Linked DNA regions of Mus musculus: region 2 is linked to region 1. The links are chromatin loops, found by intact Hi-C in ENCODE. Cell type or tissue: heart. All regions are shown on one strand. Links, peaks and the distances in the headings refer to the core of each region. The heading gives the core; the rest is flanking DNA. Region 1 overlaps Gm14812 (predicted gene 14812). Region 2 has its middle 53 kb from the start of Gm41898.

Region 1 (8,332 bases), core at 45-8,044:
GAGGGAGAGATAATGGGAACAGAAGAGAGATGGTATTCAAAGGGCAAGTAAAGCTCCTCCCGAGCTGGTAGCAAGGAGTTTGATTTGAAGAGCGAGTGGGCCAGCTGCAGATGATGCATCACCCTCTATGGTCTGTCACTGATGAGCTGGCATAATGCCACCAGCCTCATGCTTGGACTCCTTCATTCCTATATTGGCTACAGCCATAAGCATGACAGAGGGCTCTTGGTGGGACCATATCCTTCCTCTCTTTCTGCACTGGACCACTGAAAAGCTAGGGGACAGAGTGGAGCCTCTATTGCTACCTCTGAGTTCATGGGCTTTCAACAACAAAGAGTCTTAACCTAGTTCTGTTGTTGACTTGTGAAGCAAAGAGACAGGATGAGAGAGCCTGCTGAATGGGTAGGCATCTTGGAATAATAGGTCTGTGCCATCAGATCTTGGTGAGGGAGAGCAAATTCACTCTCAGCCTGTGTTCTTCACCATGCCACGGCCTGTTCTTGCCACTTGACATCCATTAGCCTAATGCATCCTCATACTAACCTTGTGGTTTTACAACTCTTACTGTAGATGCAGCTCAGGAGAAAGGGACCTGGCCCAGGTCACATCAAAGTAAGTGGTGGTCTGTGTCATCCCATCGCTGCGCCACCCTCCCCCTGCCCACCCCACTTGTGTACTTGCCTGAAGCTAAGCGGCCTCCCATTTCAAACCCAGAAGTAGAGCCTCCTGCTGCTTTTGGTGTCAAAAAGGAAGAAACTGACAGGTCCTCCAGAGACTTCAAGTTTATGCTGGTGTTAAATTGGGAGAGAAATACCTCGGTGGGCCCTTGCCCCAGGGCACTAAGCGTCTCAGTGGACAATATCCTGGACAGTGGCTTGACAATCCAACAGACACCGTTTACACGTGGCTGTTTGCCTCTCGTCAGATAATGTTTATTTCTCTTCCTGATTATGAAAGGCACACAGGCATGCCTGTTTCTTGAAAGGGCCTTTGATAAGAGCCGAGGGCAGCACATGAAAGAGCTGTTCTACAAGAGCCATTCTGCCAGCGCCTACATGCATGTGGCCAGGGCGTTTTTTGTTTTGTTTTGTTTTTGTTTTTGTTTTTTTAAATTTTTGTTTTGTTTTGTGTTTTGTTTGTTTGTTTGTTTTTAGGAGATGAGGGGAACAACCCAAGGAGTGGGCTCCTGACATGGCCCATGGCTGCTCCCCCCTTCCCCAACAAGCAAGGCAGCTCACAGAGGTGCCCTTGTTCCCTTACTCAGTGACCCAGGCTCTGCCTGCCACTCAGGGCGTGGCCCTCTCCTCAGCCCTAGGCATTCTCCCTTTGAGAGACTTTACCCCACAGCATGTCAGATATGTGAAAATGCACCCACATCCCATATTAAATGTAATTTTTGCTATAAAATATTTCAAAGGATTTTTATAATTCCGCTTTCAAAATTATTTGCCTATGAGTAAGTCGTTTCGTTCCCACTTGGCTATGATTTCTTTGTAATCATCGGGCATACTTGGGAATTCTTGCAAAGTGAGGAAATCTAAGCAACAAATTGTTTTCAAATGTAATGAAATTTTTAGGAATACTAAATTTAACAATTAACGAGGCTGATATTATATTATGTTTTGTAGACATATAATGGAACATTTATTAATTCCAATTCTGCTGTTTTCTTTTCATATTTTAGAGCCAATAAATGTTCTTTTTCTTGGGACTGGAAGGTTTTCTTAGGCCCTCAGAAAGCACAGAGGCCCCCGGGTTGCCTGGCTCTGGTGTCACGTGGAAAGCCGAGCCTGAACTTGAAGCAGTGTCAGCTAAGCCACTGGAGAGGGGACAAAGGAACTCAAGAGGGCCGTAAATGCAGTCTCCTCTAGCCCTCTTGTCATTAGTATAGTCCAGGAGACCCAGGAAGCTGAGAAAGGGCACGGTGGTTGCTCAGGGACACACAGCTCCCAAGAACCAACATGAATTAACTCTATCTTTTGGGCTGGGGGGTTCTCTGAGCCATCTCCTTCCCCAGGACTGCTCCTATAAAGTCATTGTTCTGAGGAACTGAGGGAAGGCCAGTGTGCTGAAGATGAATTCATCGTGCCTAAGACTATTACTGTTCTCAGAATTTTTCTCACTCTAAAGAAATCTGAGGTTCAAAGGATCAACACCATCGCCATTCCGGACTCGCTCGCTGAGTAATTAAGTGGTTTGCGTAATTTGACTAGGCTGTCTGAGCCTCAGTTTGTTTGCCTGTAAAGTGGGACTAATAGAACCTACCTCAAAAGGTATTCATGGGGAGGGATGCGTTGGCACCTGCAAAGCTCTGAGCAGAGAGCTGTGTGGCATACAGTAAAGGCTCAGTAAGTATTGGCTATAATAACAATTACCATTATCATCATCATCATTATTGTTCTCAGTGTACCAGGATCCAAACTACTCACTTTATGAACCAAGCCCCCAGGACACTGGGGAACAAAGGAGACAGTTCATGGGAAACTGGAGCTTTGGGCTGCGACTGGGGCTTGGACTGGAGAATCTGATCTGTCAGGCTTGGAGGGGCCATATCCACCAACTGCCACCTGCCAGGCCTTTGGAACCAACCCTGCAAGTAAGAGGGACTTCTTCACATCCCAAGCTGGCTGGCCTATATTTAGTGATGATAGCAGCTGGCCCCAGGCCCTCTCAGAAAGCCTAGAGAAGAAAGGTGAGAAGAAGCGAAGGGGAGGGCCAAAGGGATTAGGCTTGTGGCTGCCTGGACCGCCCCTCCAGGACCTGCACACTCCATGACGCTCATAACATGGTGATAGGCTAGCCCTCATCTCACAGGCACCCCACCATCTCCTTCTTTTGCTTCATTCCAGCCGCTCATAACCAGCAGTCCCAGATGAATATTCAGGGCCAGTTTGGAAGGACCCCAAACTCTCCCTTCAGACTACAGAGGCCCAGGGAAAGGAGAGATGTGGCTTTTAGTCAGGCAGCCTGTCAGTGACTGACCTGTGACACTGTCTTCTTGTAATCTAGTACCTTCACTACTTGTGTTCCCTTAGCCTGGCTTGGCCGGTTCAGGGCCTTGGGCAAGCCCTGCATCTGCTAGCCTTTACATGTGTCTGGGGTGGCTGCTGTGGGTCAGCTGAGAGGTCCTCCCTCCCCCGAAGGGGCGGGCAGATGCAAGGGTGGGGGCACTCATCTTGGATTCTCTAGGGCTCAGTGCCATGTGGTCAAGTGCATTTTCCACAGCTCTTGCATGCTCACATGTATACATACCACACACACACACACACACACACACACACACACACACACACACACACACACACACACATGCTTTGCCAACATTATCTAGGCTAGGGATCACCATGCCGCATGTGCAACCAGTTTGCCTATCCTCCCTGAATCTAGAGACGGTTGAAGCGATTCTAATTACAGCCTGCATTCCTGCTCTGTCTGAAGGCTTTCCCTTTTTCAAATGGTCTAGTTTTTTTTTTTTAACTCAGCACTTGGCTCCTTTGCTCCTCCTTGCCTGACTCCCCCAACACACACCTCATTCTCACGCCCTGCATCTCCCCCCCTTTTCTGAGTTGGATTGTTCAACTTCAGCTTGATTTTCTGCTGTCTGAGACTTGGCAAGACTTAAGAGAACCCATTTTGGGTTGCCTGCTCCCCCCCTCGCTCTATGTGTGTGTGTGCACCCGCATACATGTGCATATGTGTATGAGTACATTATTGAATGAAGCAATATAGGCAGGTGTAGTTGGGCTTGTGTGCATGGTGTTAAGGGGATATATGCAAAAGTGTGCATATTGCATGTGTTTGTTTCTCTATATGTATACATATATAAGATGTTGCTTACATGTTCACAGTGCATAGATGTATGTGCAGTCTTAGTGTGCATACAAGTGTGTATCTGAGGTTATAAAGCCATAAGGTGCCTAGTCTGGGATATTTTCAGATTCCATCTTTTTCCCTCAGCAAAGACACCGCCCCCTGCAGGTCAGACGAGGGCCTACAGGCTCACCGTGGCCTCTCCAGAACAATCAGCAGGCATAAGCAGGGATCAGACATTCATCCTCTGCAGAACTAACACAATACGATGAGGAAGCTTTCCGGAAGCAACTCTGTTCACTCCATTGGGATTCACATTCATGCGCCTAGATCTCCACAGAAGCCTGGGCTTCTATGTTTTCACTGCTTCCAATTCTAGTTCCAATATTCATTTTCCTTCTCTCTCCCTCCCTCCCCCTCTCTCTCTCCCTCTCTCCCTTTCTCCCCACCCCCTCTCATTCCCTCCCTCCCTCCCTCTCTCCCTACCCCCCTTCCACTTTGGGAACCCTCTGCCCTGCTGTCTGCTACTCACAGTATACTGTCAGCAACTGTCATTTCCCCATCTTCTTGTTTAAAAGAAGATTTATTTATTTTTCTTTTATGTGTATGAGTGTTATGCCTGTATCTATATCTGTGCACCACGTGTGTGGCTGGTACCTGGAGAAGCCGGAAGAAGGAGTTGGATGCCCTGGAACTGGAGTTACAGATAATTGTGAACCTCTGTGTGGGTGCTGGGGATCAAAACTGTGCCTTCTGGGAGAGCGGCCAGTGCTCTTGACTTACAGAGCCATCCCTTCAGCCCTTCTCCATATTCTTAGTGTCTTTTGACCATTTTCTTCATTCACATGGCTCAAGGGCACAACTGTCTTGTGATATTTTGGGGGCTCTATTTTCCTTCCACAGTCCGCATTCCACTGTGCAAGGAAATGGGGACAGTATCCTTATTGTTTTTCATGGCTGCTTCTGGACCATTTGTCTTTTTTCCTCTTGAAACGATAGATACGCTCATGAATGCCTCACCGCCACCCTCTCCCGGAGGCTGTTATCTGTTGACCCCCTTGTCAGTGTCCTCCAAGCCTTAGAACTGTCAGCAGCTGGATTGATCATTTTTTCTCCTCCTATACCTTAATTTTGCCACTGCTCTTTGCAAGTTTTGTATAACAGAGATGCCCTCCTGGCTTTAGCAGTCAAGACTCTGGGTCCTCCACTCTACCTCCTTCTTCCATTCCCTATGGCTATATGCTCTTGACCTTTCCATAACTATGTGTAAGCTTCAAAATCTTGATCATAATGACCTCGCCGTTTGACATATTCTTCCCTGTAGGACCTCTTACTCTGAGAGTGTTCTGTTTTCATGTAGACTACTGGTCCACTGGCTTCATTACTCCTTCCTCTTATCTCTGTTTTCCCTCATAGTAGAAACCTCTCAAGACACTGCTGGGCTCAAGGCCTCCACTTTCTCATAGCCTTTCTCACCACCCGCTATCCCAGTGAATTCCCCGGTCACTAAAGATACCCTTGTCAAAGGTCACCAGAAGCTGGCCGTGGGCTGGTTCACACCTTTAGTCTTAGTGCTTGGGAGCCAGACACAGAGACAGGAGGATCTCTGTGAATTCATGATCATCCTGGTCTACACAGCACATTCCAGGCCCTTGTCTCAGAAGACAAACAAACAGACAAACAAACAAGTCACCAGAAAGCGCACATTGCCAAGCTCAGCGATTGGGCTGACCTTTCTGGTTCTCTCTTAAGACAGCCCAGTTGAGCACGTTCTCTCCCATTGCTGGCTGTGCCCTCATTTCACTGGTTCTTCAGAGACTCCTCCTCTGGATGTCAGGACTCAGTCTCTGGTGTTCTCATCCTCCTACCTACATTTTCTTAGTAGATTCTTCTTGTTGTTGTTGAGTCTCGTGGGTTTAAATAGCACATGTATTTTAACAACTCACTAAATTTGTATCTTCTTTCTTTAAAAATTTTTTGATGATTTATTTTTTTGATTTTTTTTAATGTTCCTTGGTGTTTTGCTTGCATGTCTGAGGGTATCAGTTCCCCTGGAACTGGAGTAACAGATGATTGTGAGCTGCCATGTGGGTGCTGGAATTGAACCTGGGCCCTCTGGAAAAGCAGCCAGTGCTCTTAACCTCTGAGCCATCTCTCCAGCTTCTGTATCTTCAATCTTAATCTGCCCTCACAAACTCCCAAGTTTTTTTGTGTCTAATATTTCATTTGGTGGGACGAATTAAAAGATTTTGAAGCAAGGGTACATTTGAAATAGCATCTAAACAGAGATGAGGCCCTCACTCAGTGGTTATCACCAAAAGCCTGCTAGCTCTAAAAGAGTCTGGGATAAAGCATCTAATTTTCTGCTTGATTCTACTTTGTGCCCATCAGCCAAGCCCAGGCTACCAGCACCTCTTATTAAAACCTGTACAATACATCCCTCCATCTACCCTTGGCTTCTCCATTCTTCAGAGCCACCAGAATGATCTTTCTAAAATAACATTTCAGACTTGTTCTGTGTAGAACATTTTTCCTTGAGAAAGGGTCTTATACTATATTTCTAAGTCTGACTTGGAACTCACTATGTAGCTTAAGCTAACTTGAAATTCTTTTAAATTTGTGTTTTAAATAGATTTTTACATGTGTGGGTGTTTTGTTTGCATGTATATCTGTGCACCACATGCATGCCTGGTAAAGAAGGTACCATGTCTCCTGGAGCTGGAGTCACAGATGATTGTGAGCTACCACGTGGGTTCTAGGAACCAAATCCAGGTCCTCTGGAAGAACAACAAGTGCTCTTGACCATTGAACTATGTCTCCAGCCCTTTTAATGGCTTCTTAATACATGTAGATCCTAAGCTCTTAACACAGTCATCCCTTGAACCGCAAACTCTTAGCTAAGTAGGGTAGTGCATGCCTGGACCCCAGCATCAGGAGACAGAAGCAGGAGGATCTTTAGTCCCAGGCCAGCATTGATAACATGGGCAAACACTATATAACACAACCAAACATGGCCCTCAAGCTCTTTGCTTTGGCCTACAGTTCTTGATAGTGTGGTCTTTGTCTCCCCAGCTTTGGTTCTCCCCCTCACTTTCCCACATGCTCATTTCTGCCCTGGCACCCTCCTGTTTCCCAGTTCTTTCTCTTTGAAGCCTTCCCTGGATCCTCACATGGGTGTTTTACCTGTATATGTGTCTGGTGCCCACAGAGGTCAGAAGAGGGTATTGTATCCTCTGGTACTGGAGTTACAGATGATTCTGAACTGCCAAGTGGTTGCTGGGACTTCTACCCTGGTCCTCTGGAGAGCAGCTAGTACTCTTAACTGCTGAATCATCACCCCTGCCCACAAGCAGCCCCTTTCTTATCAGTAAGGACTCAGTTCTTCTCCCTGAGGCCTTCCCTGGCTGCTGGCTCTAACGCAGCCCCTCCGGCATCAGCATCAGCATCAGCATCAGCATCAGCATCAGCATCGTGATCCCATAAGCCTGACTTATTTTCTTCATCACTATCCACCAACCTGGGATTTACCTGTGAGTTTATCATTTGCTCATTGATGGTCTAACCACCTTCCTAGGTAAATGATAAGGCCTGTCAGGCTTGTTCCTTGTTCCAGTGCCTCAAGACAGTCCTATTAAGTATTCCCTGAATGAACAAATATTCACTGAATTGAGTATCTAAAAAGGAGGCCTCTCTGATGGGCAGAGTACCTGCTCCACTGTGGCAAGCACACATGGTACTGTCCCTGTGTGAGGTGGGGAAACAGTTGGGGCATAGGCCTTTTAGCAGCCCTGGGAAGAAGGCCTTGCTGGGCAGGCCAGACAGGCGGCCGAAAAGAGTCTGCTTCCCGTCCATTGATTGCATTAATACCAGGGATTTGGAGTAAGGCAGGTTGGGTAATGGGTGGTAATTCAGTCCAGGTTTCCAACACATTCTCTGCTGAGAAACAGAGTGGGGAAGGATGAGAAAGACAGATGGGGAGAGAGACCAGCATCCATCCCCCTGAGCCCTGGAAAGGGTGAGCTCTGGGCAGCAAAGCTGACAGCTAGCTTGCTGGGGAGCTGCCAGTGCTCAGTGTTCCTGCCTGGACCTGGGATCTCTGGGGTTAGGAGACCTCCTCTTGTAGGTATCACCTTGCCTCCCCCAGGATAAGTTTTGCTAAGAGGTGAGTAAAAGCCTATTCTCTTGTGTAAAATGGCCAACAGTGGCCAGCACATAGTAGGTATTCAGTTGAGTTGGGAGACTTAAGGCTCTAATGAGATATAACCTCTCTTCCCTCTTCTAAGCATTTCTTCCTTTGGACACACTTTTATTCCTCACTCTGGTTTTACGTTGGAAGTAATAGAGTTTTGGAAATATAGCAGAGATGGCCTTTCAGGTCAGAGTAGGTTGTTAGGTGAGTGTTTGGCATCCTCTTGAAGCCTGACCAAAATCTGAACTCAGCCAGTACCTACTGTAAAGTGCTCTGACTACCTATTTCAAAACAAGGATGCATTAGTATGCCCCCTCTGCATTACAGAATACA
Region 2 (8,332 bases), core at 88-8,087, 260 kb before region 1:
AGCATGCTAGGGCAGAATGTGCCATGTTCCTGCTCTTCTAGGTTACTGCCTGTTTTTTTGAAAGGTGCCTACCAGGAATCTCTTGGTGCCAGAGCCAAGTCAGGTTTCCACATAGGTACTCTTCCTGAGAGAAACCAGCAGCACATCTGGTTTCCATTAGGCCCTCATTGCTCCCAGCCTGATCACGTCCGTCTAGTTCTCTTCGGTGACAGGCTATTGGAGGTGTCTTGACAGTAGCCTTGCCAAGGCACTCCTGTATGTGTTTCCCTTCAGCTCAGTCTGCTGGTGTTCCTAGCTCCTCTTGAGTCTTTGCAGAGCCAGTCAGCCTGTCAGAGCATCTGCATGTCAGTCAGCCTGCCCAGCAAACTGTCTTTCTCTATTAGCCAGTAGGACAGTGTCATTCAGATAGCCATAAAGTCCATTTGTCTGTCAATCAGCCATGACCAGCTAGGCAATCAGCCACCCAGTTAGTGGATCTGTTGCTCAGACTGTTATTTTAGGAGAGGTGTCGGGATACAAACCACAGCAAAGATACACTGTGTGGAAGAAAAACAGCAGGGGTACCTGTGTACTTGGAAGGCAGTGCTGAGGAGACAGGGAGTGCTGAGATGGGAAGGGAGGGCTGTGGCGCCTTGAGAGGACATACTGAGCGAAAGGCATTTGAATGGAACCAAAATGTCCTGGCTAGAAGGCAATTTCATGCTTCCCTCAGACTTTCTCCAAAGCAGCTCAAGGGAGAGAAGCTTCCATAGGGAGCTAAGGATGGAAATGAAGGACTGAGTAGGGCTGGGAGCCCTGGATAAGTTCTCTGAACTGTGAATCCTCATTTGCACCGCTTTGTAACAGAAAGGCAGCATGATGCCAGATGACTCTAAGATCCTCTCCAGTTCTGACAGCGACTTGGACTTTCTCTGGCTCATCTCTCAGAGAAGGAAGGATCTGTCCCTCTCAGAGCTAACTTGAACTCTCCCCTGGGGTTCAGTTCTGTGAACACGGGTGCTTTACATGGGAGGCAGTAATTCTAACAGTAATGAAGAAAATCACACAGAAGCACGGGCACAGGGCCCTGGCTTAAGCGCCTCCCTCCACTAAAGGACAAACCGTCCTGGTTAGTGACAGCAGCTGTCCATCCCTAGGTTGGGGTGCTGTAGGCTGGGGGAGCCATTTCTGGTACTGCCAGGGGGAGGGGGAACAGGACAAACTGTTAGAAGGAAATAGTTCAGAGTGGTGTTCCCTGGTGCAAGAAAAGAACCTTGACAGCAGAAAGGGAGGCATGATAGCAGCACTCAGCCTTACATCCCTTTTCAAGTCTCCTCTCCTCTCCTCCCCTCTCCTCTCCTCCCCTCCCCTCCCCTCCCCTCTCCCCTCCCCTCCCCTCCCCTCCCCTCCTCTCCTCTCCTCTCCTCTCCACTCTCCTTTCCTCTTCTCCATATGTCTTTCTCAAGCTGTTGGCCAGTGTCCAAATTCATCCAAAGCCCAGGCAGGCATTGACCACTAGGTCATAGGAAGGCAAATTGAATAACATCTTTGGAATCCATCTACCCATATATAGAGCCAATCTTTTAAATACAAAGGAAGAAGCTATGTGGGCAAGAGGTTCTGGATGCGTGGGCGAGTACCGACCGAGCTCTCCACAAAATCTTTGTGGACTCTGATAGTTCATCTCAATCTTGAAGAAGGTAGAGAGGAGCAGTAGATGTGCAGAGAAATTAGGTTCCAGGTTGAGAGTGCTGAAATGGACAGACTCAGGCCACCCAATGAGAATAAGTGGGAATAATAACCGAGGTCTCAGAAGGCAGAGGGAAAGGGCCAGGGAGGAAGCTAAAATTCCAGAGTTTGAAAAAAAATTTTAGTCTGGCCATTTTGAGCTTTAACTTGTGGGCATTGAGAAACAATTTTTCAATCAAAGAGATGATCAATTATTACTTTGAACTGTGATTCGAATTAAAGTCAGATGGTGGTGCACACTTGTACTCCCAGACGTGGGGAAGTGGAGACAGGTAGCCCTGAGACTTGTTGGGCACCTAGCCTAGCCTACTCAGCTGAGTCTGAGCCAGTATGAAAGCCTGTCTCAAAGCAAAAAGTGGACAGTAACTAATGACTAACACCTGAAGTTGTCCTTTGGCCTCCACCTAGGCACACACTCACAAAATAAAAATAAAGCAGGTAAGATTAGGTTCTGTGAATCAGATAATAATGCAGATGATATTGGGTTCCATTTATCAAAGCCTTCTCCAAAGGCTCAGATAGTGGCCAGTCTGTCTTCAAACCCTGGCTTTAATATTATGACTTGTGTTACTTTAGGCCTGCTATGCAACTTTTGAATAACTCAGTTTCATAACCTGTAAAACAAAAGTAATGAGAACACCTCGTGCGTATGACTCTTTTAAAGTAAGACATGCAACATGCTTAATAACTCCCAGCTTAGTAGACAATCCCAGTCAAAAAAATTATGATGGTGTCATCTTCATCTCGGACAAAGGAATTTTGAGACTAAGAGAGGTAAATTCACTTGTCTAGGAACACACAGCTAGGCTGTGGCAAACGTAGGTTGCAAACCCAAAGTCCAGGCTTGTGTGCTTTAAAGCTTACTCGGTTCTACTGGGAATCTGAGAAATGGAAACACTAGAATCTACACCACTCCTTGGGAGTGTGTTAGAATTACTGGGGCATGAAGATACTCCTTGCGACCCAGGAGAGCCACTTCTATGCATCCAGGCTGTCATTTGAAGGCCTCTAAGGAGCTGGCCTGGCCAAGAAGACCTGTTCTTTCCATCAGTGGGGCTGGGAAGGTTAATGGCATTCCCAGGAAGGGCCAGGGATTAGGGGAGACTGCGCTTTGGAGCCAAATTCTTTCACCTATAGTGAGTTTTCCAGAGTTTCTCCCTCTGCCCCCCAGTGCCTGGCCCCAGAAAAAAGAAGGGGGGATGGGCTGAGACCTCCAGCTCCTCAACCCCATGGACCAGGATGGAGGAGAGTGCGGCCCCCCACCGGGCTGGCCCTGGTCCCGGCTGTGGCTGTTCCGGCACAAGCTGTGGGAAAGGAGGAAGGCCTCCACGTGCTGCTCTCTCTCTCTCTCTCTCTCTCTCTCTCTCTCTCTCTCTCTCTCTCTCTCTCTCTCTCTGGGGTGCAGCAGAGGCAGGGCGGATGAAGGGGGGTGAGACCCTTCAGAGGCTGGACAATTAGAGAGAAGGCACATTCCAGGGGAATCCACATCTGGGATGAGCCTGAGCCAGGGCCAGCCCTGTAATCCATTGCAGATGTACCGGCCAGCAGCAGATGTGGGCAGACCTCCCTTCTGGCAGGCTGGGGGTGGGGCTTGCAGGGGCAGCTAGGTGAGGAGCCTCTCCTTTGGGCAGCTACTACCTGGCAGGGATTTTGTGCATGGCATCTTGCCCACAGTGGGCAGGCAGGCTGAGAGGCTGTAGTTATGTGTGTGCAGTTATCCCAGGCCTCACCTCTGCTTTAAATTTCTGGGAATAGATCTTTGGTCAGAAGGCCACCAGCCACCAGGTGGGACCTCTACAGGGCATAGAGACCTTGTCTTCATGTGGGTCTACAGAAGTCCAGCGGCTTTAAAACCTGAAGAAGGAGGAGTATGTGACTGCGTCTGACTCAACCGGCTTCCAGCCAGCTCTTCCTGGACCTAGTTCGAGACTCTGGGGTCTCTGGGGTTGGCATTGCCAGCAGGGACTTCTAAGAGACTTTTCTGTTGCAAGAGCTTTGAATCTTCATACCACCGCAGGGGGTAGCTCTTTGTGCTTGCCTTGTGACCAGTGTTTGGCCCTAGAAAAGTGCTGACAGGAGGAAAGGCAACTCTGCAAAGGCTATATCCCCAGAGGTCTAGTGGATGGAGGCAGGGGCATTCTGGGGTGTGCAGGTCGGCGGGTGGGTGGTGTGCTTGGTCTCTGGGTGGGGATGTGGAATTCCTGGTTTTCCAGAATGTCTTAAGAATACCTACAGCTGGAAAAGTCACCTTTTGAAATGGATTCCAACTCTCTGGCTGCTCTAACCCTTTTGTGTCACTGAGGAAGGGTAAGAGGCCGGGAGGTGGGGGGGGGGGGGTTGAGGGAGATTCCGACTAGTCTCCTCAGAGAGCCAGTGGCAGAGCAGAGTGAATGTTGTTTCCCCATGAATGAGTCTGTACTCTGTATGGAAAGAATGACTGAGTGAGTGAATGGGCAAATGAATGGGGAAGTGTGGCTGGAGAGATGGAAGTGTGGCCAAGGCCTGTGGATACAGATGATATGCCCTTTTCCACATTCCGTTTGTCTGATGCGTAGCAATCTGTCTTGGCCCTTTTCTCTCATCTATGTCTCCCCATACCATCCATTTCAAGTCTAAAGGCCCCAAGGAGGAGGAAGCATTCATACCGGTTCGCCCACCAGGCAAGTGGTAGGGGCAGGATGGGATGCAAAGCCATGTGTCCCTCAAGCCCCTACTCCTCAAGGACCTCTACCAGAGCCAAAGACAAGTTCCATCCATTTCACAGGCAAGGAAACAGGAGACAGGCCCAGAGGGGGGTGCAAGACGGATTACAGGATGAGCTTTAAATCAGGCCTGGCAGGACACTGAAAGTAATGGATTCCTGTTGGCTAGAGCAGTATTCGTGGCCCCTGTGGGCCCAGGCAACCCCCAGAATGGTGTCACCCAGGACTGCCGAAAGGTGGCAGCAGAGGACCATGGGAGGCAGAGTGGATCTTTATTCTGTTTGCCCAGCTCCCATTCTTCAAGCCCCAAATTGGCTACCTTGGTGCCCTGAGTGCAGGCGGAGCCACTGCGTGCGGCAGAAGAGGCCTCCAGTGGTGGGGTAAAGGGGTGTTTACTGAAGAAAACTGTCCCCCAGCAACTGTGAAAGGCGGGGAGGGTAGAAGATCTGAGGGGAAGAAGTGGACCAGTTAGAGCCTAAGAGGGAGAGGGAACTGCAGAAAGAGGGACAGAGAAAGGAACGGAGCTGAGCAGAGATGGAGCAGTGGGCTGAAGGTTCCAAGAAAGCCAAAGCTGGCAACATCTCTATGGGACCAACTACACCCTAGTGGGATCAGGGAACTTCCAGTCTAAACACCTTTAGAAGACTCCCAAGCCAAATTCCCACCTCACAGCAGGGTGCACAGACTCATAGGTGAGGCTGGAGATCACACAGCCAACCTGTCATCAAACACAGACTGGCCTCAGCCTGGATTCTCCCCCAATTCCAGATGAAACAGCAGCCCCTGGCCAGGCCAGTATACTTGGTAAGTACAGGGAAACCCACCCATTTGCCACAGAGTTTAAAACATCTTTCTTCCTTCTTTCTTTCTTTCTTTCTTTCTTTCTTTCTTTCTTTCTTTCTTTCTTTCTTTCTTTCTTCCTTCCTTCCTTCCTTCCTTCCTTCCTTCCTTTCTTTTCTTTCTTTCTTTCTTTCTAACCTCTGGTGCCTGGTCTCTGTACGAGCCTGGCCTAATTTCACCACACAGGTGCACACATTATGTGCTGACAGGACCCGAGCTCTGCCAACCCAGGCCCGCTGGGCTACGTGAGAGCAGCATTGGTGCTATGTCATCATCCGCCCATGTGATCCTATTTTTTCAAACTCAGAATCAGGCCAAATTGTCTAATGCATGATATGACCACAGAATGGAATATTTAAAATTAGGCTCATCCCTGGAAATCTAGGCCATATGCTTACTGTCCTGCTACCCCACCCATTGGCGCTCCCTCACACACAGGCCTGGAGATGCCCCCAGCTGTTAGGCAGGCCCTGCGGCTGAGAATGAGGGAGGTGAAAGAGAGCTAATACGTACTGAGCTCGTGCCATGTGTCAGGCATTTTCCAGCTATTATCTCACTTGCCATGACAACCATTTGCAACAGGCACCCTTATAATCTCCATTGCACAGATGAGGAAACAGGCCCAGACAGCTGGACTGTTAACCAAGGTCCCACGGTGACCAAGGCGGCCGGGTTAGAGTGGACTCTGTGACCCCCAGTGCAGTAAACTGACCCTCTGAGCAGTGACAAAACTAACAGGCAGAAATGCTATACCTAAAGCATATGTAAAGTAAGGAGTAGAGGCCAAATGCCTTGGCCTCCGGAAGGTGTGTCCAGCCTAGGGGCCCCATACACTGAGGGCACACTGTTGCAAGGTCACAGGGCATGAGGTGATTGGGATGGGCTTGCAGCCCATGTCCCCCCAGGAACTATGACTTCAGCTTTCAAATTCAGAAAGACTTGGGAGACAGGCGCATACTCTATGGCCTCAGGGAACTAAATAAGAAGTGACAGCTATAGGGAGGCAAGTCTAAAACTAGCTTAAGAACCAATCTACCCTGACTGCCTTGAATTATGGTGAAGTCTCTATTACTGGGTCAGTTCCACCTGAGCACATATCTCGTGCTATGTACAGGCTATGTACGGGAAGGCTCAGTCCATGGATCAGAGGTTAGACACCTACGTTTAGCACACTCTTTTCTCCAGTCCAGCATGGGCACCTCCCATCATTTTAAAATCAGAAAGCCATCCCTTAAGTCTCACTGACAGGAATCATTCTTAGAGCCATGAAGGAGTGGCTCTGAGAAGGGAAAGATGAGAAGGCCACCAGAGACCTAGAGGGGAATCATTCTTAAACAGCCAGCATCAAGCAGACAGATGGCCGATGACAAACGGAGGGAGAAAGCATTCCTAAGCCATTCCGGGGAAGATGACAGGACTCTTTCTTTCACAACACTACTTCACTGATTGATTTTGTGAGTTAAGTCACTAACCCTTGAAAGGATAAAGAAAGGAGCAGTGAATTGAATTCCGCACATCATTATTTCAAATATGACATTAACCAAGCTCAGGTAATGCTGAACGTTTTCCTGCTAATGTCAAGAAATCCTTTCTTGGAGCTAATCTAGATGTCAATTGCAATGCCAACAGACTACTGTTGAATGCTAATGTCGCACAGTGTCATTGGGTGAGAAGTAAAGATTGTCAGATGGCTGGCTGGATGGTGAAAGAGACTGATGATGGCTCTGGTTTGTCCTGACAAGACCATAGGGATGTCACAGGCTATGGATGTTGGAAGAAGGATGGCCCATTCTTTATTGAATGGTTGGTTGTTGTTATTGGTGGTGGTGGTGGTGGTGTGTGTCTGTGTGTGTTTGTGTGTGTGTGTGTGTGTGTGTGTGTGTGTGTGTGTGTGTTCTACCAGATCATCGCCACTTAAGCCAATATTGATTTACCAGACATATGTGTAGGACCCAGATGAAGTTGATGTAGGGAGTAAGACCCCTCTTGAGAGACTCCAGCTACCTCTAGCATCTTCCTTCTTCATGACTCAGAAATGTGCTTTCTTCATGACCATGATCAACTGTCCCTAGGAAAGAGAAAGATCATGGACATGTTTTCCTGGAGAAAGTTATACTACTCTGAGAAGCCATGGTCCCTGTGACACATTTTGAAGACAAGGCTATCCTGCCTGCCAACATGTGTGGGAGATGCTGTGTGATTAAGGTCACCCTCTGCTTCGGATCTGAAGCCTGTTTAATTTCCCAAGAAATACTCTGTTTGGGATAAAATTTGGGACACAAGTTCTAGTTGTGAATGAGTGTCTTAGTTCGGTGTCCATAGAACTAGAAGGGTGAGGATGTGTGAGTTATTGATGGTGTGCCCCTCTGTAAACATCTGTGAGGCAGGAAAGAGTGCTACAGACGAGGTTGGAGGCAAGAAAGGGTCTGTTCTCTGATTGTGTTGCCTTAATATGATCCAGAGTGCATGTGAAGTCTCACACCACACAGCCATTCTGCTATAGGGGTAGCATCTCTTAATGGGCTCTCAATAAATAGGAAACATACTCTCCTATACAGATGAGTTTGGTGGTTCCCATAGCCAAGGACAAATCTCTGAATTCTTCTCACCATTACTCACAGAATGTAGGAATAAGTGAGGAAAGTTATTTTCAGGCAGCAATGCTATCTATCCAGCAAGGCTGCCATCCTATGCTTCGAAAGGTCTTCTTCTTCTAGAAGACAGCAAGACTTCAATCATCATGCCTCCATCAATTAGCCATGAGCTAGCTGTGTCTCACCCACTAGAGGCTACCAGGAATAGGAAATAAAAGGTGGAGGAATTGCTACATTTATGGTCTAATGAGACAGTAGTCCAAGCATCTGTGTTCAGGCGCCCACAAGGCTAAGATGGACCAAGACTGGAGAGAAGATACAGGTAATGTTATCGCCACAGTTGTGTCAGTCCATGATGCATGACAGAGCCATATTTCAAGAGACAGGCTTTGAAGGTTCTCATTAGGCATACATGGACCAGACTCAAGTGGATTGTTTGTAGGTTGTCTGTAATTTTGTTAATTCCAT

What was found. Hi-C counts contacts between places; a loop is a spot of excess contacts. Peaks named below come from ENCODE experiments on the same cell type or tissue, not always from the same donor. Only the 100,000 strongest peaks of a DNase experiment are listed, where the experiment ranks them.
Region 2: a loop joins it to region 1, with 2.1 times the contacts of the local background. A loop is called at or near these places in 5 of 42 quality-filtered maps.

What each region holds. Positions count from the first base shown.
Region 1 is chrX:99,398,709-99,407,040 of GRCm38, reverse strand. Gm14812 (predicted gene 14812) reads left to right here. Exons shown (of 7, transcript NR_033544.2): 7 at 571-1,710. Among named protein-coding and RNA genes, the nearest start is that of Gm14812, 41 kb to the left of the region's middle. In heart, for the core only: a CTCF peak has its summit at 3,976 (motif pointing left); no DNase peak of the experiment used is centred there; H3K27ac peaks cover 381 bases; H3K27me3 peaks cover 3,578 bases.
Region 2 is chrX:99,654,590-99,662,921 of GRCm38, reverse strand. No RefSeq gene overlaps it. Among named protein-coding and RNA genes, the nearest start is that of Gm41898, 53 kb to the left of the region's middle. In heart, for the core only: a CTCF peak has its summit at 4,662 (motif pointing right); a DNase peak (open chromatin) is centred at 4,671; H3K27me3 peaks cover 4,669 bases.